Linked DNA regions of Homo sapiens: region 2 is linked to region 1. A link is an interaction called in ENCODE POLR2A ChIA-PET data of the cell type or tissue named here. Cell type or tissue: PC-9. All regions are shown on one strand.

Evidence for each region. Peaks named below come from ENCODE experiments on the same cell type or tissue, not always from the same donor. Only the 100,000 strongest peaks of a DNase experiment are listed, where the experiment ranks them.
Region 2: POLR2A ChIA-PET joins it to region 1 with 8 read pairs; 15 of 35 experiments call an interaction of 5 or more read pairs at or near these places.

Annotation. Positions count from the first base shown.
Region 1 is chr17:40,508,076-40,512,075 of GRCh38, reverse strand. No RefSeq gene overlaps it. Among named protein-coding and RNA genes, the nearest start is that of TNS4, 8.5 kb to the right of the region's middle. In PC-9, no CTCF peak of the experiment used is centred here; a DNase peak (open chromatin) is centred at 1,585; H3K27ac peaks cover 388 bases.
Region 2 is chr17:40,449,102-40,453,101 of GRCh38, reverse strand. It overlaps IGFBP4 (insulin like growth factor binding protein 4), which reads right to left. Exons shown (of 4, transcript NM_001552.3): 2 at 1-117. Among named protein-coding and RNA genes, the nearest start is that of IGFBP4, 7.7 kb to the right of the region's middle. In PC-9, a CTCF peak has its summit at 2,746 (motif pointing right); no DNase peak of the experiment used is centred here.

The sequences.
Region 1 (4,000 bases):
CTAAGCATCTCTTTGGGCTTGGGTCCGATTGCTGTGCCCCGTGCCAGGATGGACTCCCTCCGCCCTACAGGCACGGCAGTTGAGCAAGCCCAACTCCTTCCCCCCACCCACCACCTCTCCCCACTGTCGGACCTCAGAGCTGTCACCAGAGATGGGCTTTGGCTTTTCCTAGACTCTGCTGAGGCACCCTGACCAGAGACAGCTGGGATCCCCGAAATAGGAGCATCCTCCTGGGATGGGGTCACACCAGCTCCAGCTCTGTCTGATGTTGTCGCCACCGCCAGGCAGGATTCAGGATCAGGTTGCAAAGACTAGGGGACATGGTGAGACAGGCTGTCTCCCTGGGTCCCCAAGCCTCAGCAGCATATTCTAAAGTGACAAACCCCAAGAGGCATGGAGGAGAAAAAGAAAAAGAGGTAAAGTCACCAGCTGACCTCTCCCAAGCCCCAGCCCAATACCATCTTTGATCCTGGCAGGAAAGGCCCCTGGACATACGGTTTATCCGTGCAATGGAATGTTATTCTGCCTTAGAAAGGAATGAGCTGCTGAAATGAGCTCCAGCATGGAGGAACCTGAAGTCATTATACTAAGTGAAAAAAGCCAGACACAAAAGGCTGCATAGTGTGTGACTCCATTTATATCAACTATCCAGAATAGGTAAAGCCATAAAGACAGAATACAGATTAGTGGTTGCCAGGGCCTGGAGGAGAGGGAGATGGGAGTGACTGCTTAATAGGTATAGAGTTTCCTTTTGGGGCTATAAAAATGTTCTGGACCGAAATAGAGGTGGTGGTTGCACAACATTGTGAATGTATTAAATTCACAATGGTGAATTTGATGTCATACATATTTTACTACAATAAAAGGACAAAATGAAAGGCCCTTGGCCTGGGTCCCCGGCTATAGAGGAATTCTGCTCTGGTCACCCCCATAGAATGAAGAATCTGTGGGTCCGAGTGGATGTCACCAGAACCACAGCCTCCCTTCTAGACCATGCATTGCCCATGGAGGACCATGGTATTCCTGCCCATACAGCCCTGAAACTCTTCTCCAGGTTAATTTCCCCAAAGCAAGTCACACCCTGGGCCCAAGGGATAGCTGTTTGAAGGAGAGCGGTTAGAATTTGGCTTCTCCAGGCTCTTCTGTCCCCCAACTTCTGGTGCAGGATGAAGCCAGGAATGAGAAGGTAAAAGGACCAGACCACCAGCGAGGGACTGGGATCCAGGGGCCAGCCCTCCCCAGGCAGCTACCTCCTGGCACAGAACTCCTAGTTGTCAGAGAATTATGATTTTGACCCTGGCCTTCACAGTCATTATTTTAAAAAAAAATCAAGGTAGATGGATAGAACATATTTTATTAACAGTTTGTAAGCTTGACTTATGACTTTTGAATATTTAGACTTATGGTATGTATTCATCTTCTACTTCTATATAAAAAATGACCACAGATTTAGTGGCTTAAAACAACACCCATTTATTAACTCACAGTTAACACGTGGCTCCAGGGATGCCGTGTGCAAAAGGGCTGCCCCATGTTGTCAGTGACAACAAGCCAAACCCCAGAAGGGAAGACAAAGGTGGGCATGCCGCGGTGGGGCCAGGGAGGTGTGAGAGCACAGCATGTCCTCTTACTCAGCTGCCAGGCTCAGCAGGAGGCTTGACTCATCCCATGAGCTCACCTTGGGCCTAGGGCCATGCAGGATCGCACACGAGCTGGCCGGGGATGCCCTTCTCCTGGCCAGCGTCTGGACAGACGGTCCAGCAGCTTGGGTCATTGCTGCACAGGTACCGATGCCTCCAAGAGCAGCCCTGCACTTCCCCTCCTCCAAGGACAGCGAGAGGTCCAGGAGGGCAAGCCCAAGGACGGCAGTGCCCAGCCCCCCGCCTATCTGTTTCTGGGCACAGATGGCTGATTTGCTTTTCAGATCTAACTGAGGTGTACAAATCAGCAAATTATGTCCCAAAGCCAAGAACAACTTCCTTGGTTCTGAGAGGCCCACATAACTTACCCCTGGTCACGGTGATCTAGACTTGGTCTGAGAGGCCTGGCTCTGACGTGAGGAAGGAAGGGAGTGGGAAAAGAAAGGGTCATTCTAATCAGAACCACACCTGTTCTTGGGCTCACCCGGTGCTGCTCCCCAGAGAGCACAGAGCAGAGCAGATGTTGAGGTTCTGGCCCTGAGTCCAGGGAGACAGGTATTCTTAGGACCACAGGACCCTATGCAGGGGTGGGGCTTGCACAGGCTACCCTGCATCACCTCCACATCCACACTGTCAGGGTCCAGGGAGGATCGTGGAAGGCAAGGACCTGAGTTTCAGTCTGGCATTATCACCCCATTGGCAATGGAGCCCATAGGCAACCCCCACACTAAGCCTCAGCTCACCTGTCAGTCCAATGAGGTTGCACATACATACTCCAAAAGTACTGCGGAATGTGGAAAGAAAATTTTAGAATTCATATACATGTATTTGTATCTAAAAGTAAGAAAGAGGGAGGGTGCAGTGGCTCATGCCTGTGATCCCAACACTTTGGGAGGCCAAGGTGGGTGGATCACGAGGTCAGGAGATCGAGACCATCCTGGCTAACACGGTGAAACCCCGTCTCTATTAAAAATACAAAAAATTAGCCAGGCGTGGTGGCGGGCACCTGTAGTCCCAGCTACTCAGGAGGCTGAGGCAGGAGAATGGCGTGAACACGGGAGGCGGAGCTTGCAGTGAGCCGAGATCACGCCACTGCACTCCAGCCTGGGCGACAGAGCGAGACTCCGTCTCAAAATAAAAAAAAAAAAAAAGAAAAGAAAAGAGAGAAAAATAAATAAATAAATAAATTCAGGTCAACTAATATTTAACATACAGATTGACCTAGGCACCCTCACTCAGTCTGTTTGTTGGCCAATTATGTCCCCTGAATTAGTCACTCCATCAGGCAGAGAACTTGAGGGCTATACTCTCACTCTGTTGCTCACTTTCAATGTATTGTGACATATTGATGTCTGCATATCCCAGTTTATACTGCCTGATTCAAACTAAATTAGCCCTCCTTCAAAAAAAAAAAAAGGATAAACGGCCTAAAAAGATTTCTGCAAAGAAACAGCAAGAAAATAGTAGAAGATCGCCTCATTTGCCATATCACAAAGGAAGAACAAGTATTGCCTATTGAGTGCTACAGTAGAGATTTCCAAAAATGAAATCTCTTTTCATCAGGATAAAGGTGAAGTGCAGCCAAGTTATCAAGGAAGCAACTGTGGGGGAAGGAAAAGAATATGACAGAGCATTTGAAAATAAGGTTTGAAAGTGTTCCTATTGTTACATGATTTTGTGGCTGAAAACCTCATGTGTTCCCAAGATCCTTCATATCTGCCCTTCAAACAACGAACTAAAAAAGAAATGTTTAATTTGCTTAAAAATCTTCTAAATGAAGAGTTTGAGTGGGTTTAAAAGCCATTTGCTGAAAGTATTATAATGCAACATATTCCAATTTCTTTGCAAGAACAACTGATTGACATGAGAGAAGATGGAAATTTGCAAGCCAATTTTGAACAAAACCTTTGCATAATTGGTGGATGAAATTGAAAATTGAAAATTAATGTCATGATTTAATGAGCTGAGCCCACAATGCACCCCATCCGTCTGGATCTAGGTATCTTCGTGAGGCCTTCTTTTCAGCTGTGACAACCATTAAAACTGAATATTGAAATAAACTGAATTTAGAATGAGACATTCAAATCACTGTTCCACAAAGTGTTTTCAGATTTCACAAACCAGGAGTTTCAAAAATAAACAAGCATATTCAATCACGTTGCTCTCATTGTGAGAACAAAAGGGTTTTAATTAAATGAGATGCCATAAAATTACTTTTAAATATATCATTGAAAAAGATTCAATGTATTTTTTCTTCATCTTTATTTAAAATTTTAGAATGTATATAATATAGTTTACACATATACGTATAATGAGCATAACATATTTTATAATGTACATATATTTTTGTAATGTAAATA
Region 2 (4,000 bases), 59 kb after region 1:
TCTTGCCCCCACTGGTGCTCCGGTCTCGAATTTTGGCGAAGTGCTTCTGCAGGCACCTGCGGTCATGGGCGCTACAGGGGCTGAAGCTGTTGTTGGGGTGGTCACCCTCGTCCTTGTCTGTATTCAGGTAGCGATAAGGAGAGGTCAGCACCGGAAGAGGTCAGAGCGTCACACCAACCCAGCCTCCCACCCACGTTCTCCTTCCTGGGGATTCTTCGGCTTGGCGCTGGAGAAGAGCAGGGGGCCTGGGGAGCGGGAAGAAACAAGAGCAGCCCCCTACCTCCTCCCCTCTCCCCTGGATCTCTCAGGAGAATATTCCTCTTGAAGTCCTTGACTTGTCCCTCACCCCACTCAGGCCAGCGCTCAGATGAGTCACCAGCTGCAGCTGCCCAGATGGCAGGAGGGTCCCCTGGGCCCTGCAGGGAGGTCTGAGGCAGGCAGGGGGACCCCCTGCTGGATCCTGTCCCCTTTCCATTCAGCTCCCACCATTCCCCTCTCCATCTGATCGTTCTCCCTGTTGCCTCTCCTGATTTTTTCGGTGTCTGGCTGAGCCAGCCAGGGGATCCCCAGGGCTGTGGACTCTGCTCGCCCTCTTCCAAATGGCCTGAATCAGAGTTTCCATGAGCAATGAGAACTCTAGCCCAAAAGGCTCTCCCCATTGGCTGAGTGGGAGAGAAGTGGGAGTTAGTGTATCCGCCTGCATGAGGAAGAGTGAGTGTGTGTGTGAGTGTGTGTGTAACACAACCTGTGTGGCCCCAGGACCACAAGAACAGCCTCACACATTCCTTCAGTCCCCCACCTCGAAGTTTCCCATTCTTAGACTTCAGACTCCATCCAAAGTCCATAGGGGTTGCCCAGAACCAGGGCACCAGGGATCTGGAGACGGGAGTGATGAGGCTGGACCTTCAACCCCTCTGTGGGATCTCCTGAAGGCTCTATCTGAGCTCAAGAAAAACTCCATCCAAATGGGGCATTGTGGCTCATGCCTGTAATCCCAACACTTTGGGAGGCTGAGGAGGGAAGATTACTTAAGGCCAGGAGTTCGAGACCAGCCTAGGCAACATGGCAAGACCCCATCTTCACAAAAAATTTAAAAATTAACCGGGTATGGTGGCATGTGCCTGTAGTCCTAGCTACTCAGGAGGCTGAGGCGGGAGCATCACTTGAACCCAGGAATTCGAGGTTAACAGTGAGCTATGATCACACCACTGCACTCCAGCCTGGGTGACAGAGCAAGACCCTGTCTCTAAAAAAATAAAATAAAATAAAATACATTTTTTTAAAAAAGAAAAACCCCATGCTTGAGTCCCAGAACTGTAACCACTGCTCCTCCCTCCAAGCAGTCAAAACCAGAATACAGGGCTGAGCTGGAGAAAGAGGTTGGAAGACCTCTCTGCAGATCAGAGCCACCTCTGAAATGCTCAGGCTTGGCAGCTCGCTGCCGGCCTGAGTGCAAAGCCCCTGCCAGCATTCCAGATGTTGGCAGCCGGACAGGAGGTTACATCTGGTTTGCGTCAGGGTTTTTTTTTTCCTGAGGAGTTAGCAGGTTCCTCCATGCGTGGCAGCGATCCCAGAGCTGCCTCTGGGTCAAATGGTATTTTTCTGCCTAGCCAAAGCTGGGGGGGTTGGTTCTCTTTTCATTCTCCTGGTTTGGGGGGTGTGGGGAGAAATATGTGGATAAAGGCAAACCAGGCAAGGAGGAATCTAACCAGAAAGTCTTTATCAATAACCTTCCACACCAAAGGTTATTAATAAAATTCACCAAGGATGGAAGAAGATTTTGTTACGGTGGAGAGCTGGCTTAGAAAAGAGGAATAAAAGGGAAGAAATAAATAGAGTAGACAGATATAATCCATCCTTCTGCACATTTAAAATCCCAAGAAGGACAGTCCAGAGGGGACTCCAGTCCTACATCAAGTTCCTAAGAGTCAACCAAAGAGAAGACACTATAGCAAGACCCCCTGGCCAAGGTAGGCAGCAAAAGAAGAAACATAAACTTCAGAAGACGAGGACTGTGCCAAGGGGACCATAAGGAGATGGATCCTGAGCCCTCGGTTAGGAACCAGAGAAAGATCTGGGATCCAGGCCCTTCCTTTGAGACCCTCCCAAGGAATTCCTCCAGCCAAAGAAACCTAAGCTGCCCCAGTGATCACCTCCCTCCACACCCCCACCTTGCACAAAGCCATAAGGCTTGAGGATGGAGTCACCGTGTTTCAGGGGTGTAAGCTGGAACTGGGGAGTGGAGAGAAAAAGGAAATGGAAGACCTCAAAGAATTAGAACCAGGCTGGGTGCTCACGCCTGTAATCCCAGTGCTTTGAGAGGCCGAGGTGGGAGGATCACTTGAGGCCAGGAGTTCAAGACTAGCCTGGGCAACATAGCAAGACCCTGTCTCTACCAAAAAAAAAAAAATTAGTCAGACCTGCCTGTGGTCCTAACTTAGAAGACTGAGGTAGGAGGATCGCTTGACCCCAGTACATCAAGGCTACAGTGAGCTATGATTGTGCCACTGCACTCCAGCCTGGGTAACAGAGCAAGACCCTGTCTCTTAAAACAAAAACAAAAACAAAAAAACAAAAAAAAAATTCAAGAATTAAAGAATTAGAACCAAATGTCAGAAGGACAGAGGCTGAGCTGAGATGTGGACAAAGGCCCCACCCTGTTACTTAAGTAGGGCTGGAGATCACCTGGACTTGTTTGCCACAGCCCAGGACACTAACACCAGGGGGCACCCTTCCAACCTGGAAAGCCTTTGTTTTTCCTGAGTTTGCTTTCTTTTAATGACCATAAAAGAAAGTACTAGGGGCCAGCTGGGGTGGCTCACGCCTGTAATCCCAACACTTTGGAAGGCCGAAATAGGTGGATCGCTTGAACCCAGGAGTTCAAGACCAGCCTAGGAAACATAGTGAAACCCTATCTCTACAAAAAATTAGCCTGGTGTGGTGATGCACAGGTGTAGTCCCACCTACTTGGGAGGCTGAGGTGGGAGGATCACCTGAACCCAGGAGGTCGAGGCTGCAGTGAGCAGTGATCACACCACTGCACTCTAGCCTGTGCAACAAGTGAGACCCTGTCTCAAAATTTTAAAAAAGCAAGCACTATTTTGTACAATGATTCATTCCTCTCAGTAAATGGGTAGAATATTCTTTGGTTCAAGGAGTGAGGAAGGTTTTTCAGGAGTTCAAGGAGTGAGGAAGAGTTTTCAGGAGGTAGTGAGCTCCCACCCTGGAAGTGTGGAGAATTAGGGTGGTAGCAGCCTCAAAAATCTCAAGAGATATGGAATAGAAGCATGACCACAACTATGCTTTCCATGCTGAGTTTCTTTTTCTCTCTCTCTCTCCTTTTTTTTTTTTTTGAGACGGAGTCTCGCTCTGTCGCCCAGGCTGGAATGCAGTGGCGCGATCTCGGCTCAATGCAAGCTCCACCTCCCAGGTTCACGCCATTCTCCTGCCTCAGCCTCCCAAGTAGCTGGGACTACAGGCGCCCGCTACCATGCCCAGCTAATTTTTTTGTATTTTTAGTAGAGATGAAGTTTCACCGTGTTAGCCAGGATGGTCTCGATCTCCTGACCTCGTGATCCACCTGCCTCGGCCTCTCAAAGTGCTGGGATTACAGGCATGAGCCATTGCGCCCGGCCTTTTCTTTTTTTTTTAAGAGACAGGGTGTCACTGTGTTTCCCAGGCTGGTCTCAAACTCCTGGCCTCAAGTGATCCTCCTGCCTAGACTTCCCAAAGTGCTAGGATTACAGGCGTGAGCCACAGTGCTGAGCTTTTACGAGTCAAAGTTCACAAATAACTAACCCTCAGAGGATTATTAATGGATATTTGGGATGTTTACCATTAAGGAGGATTAGGTATGCTCACTGAAGCCTAGGGCTGCATGGGGCACAGGGTGAGTCCAGAGGCATGGCTTATGCTCTTGGGTTGGTATGGCCCCATGTCACATCAGAGGGTTACCTACGAAAAGCTAAGCCAGCAAACTGCCTGGCTTCTCCCTTGTTAG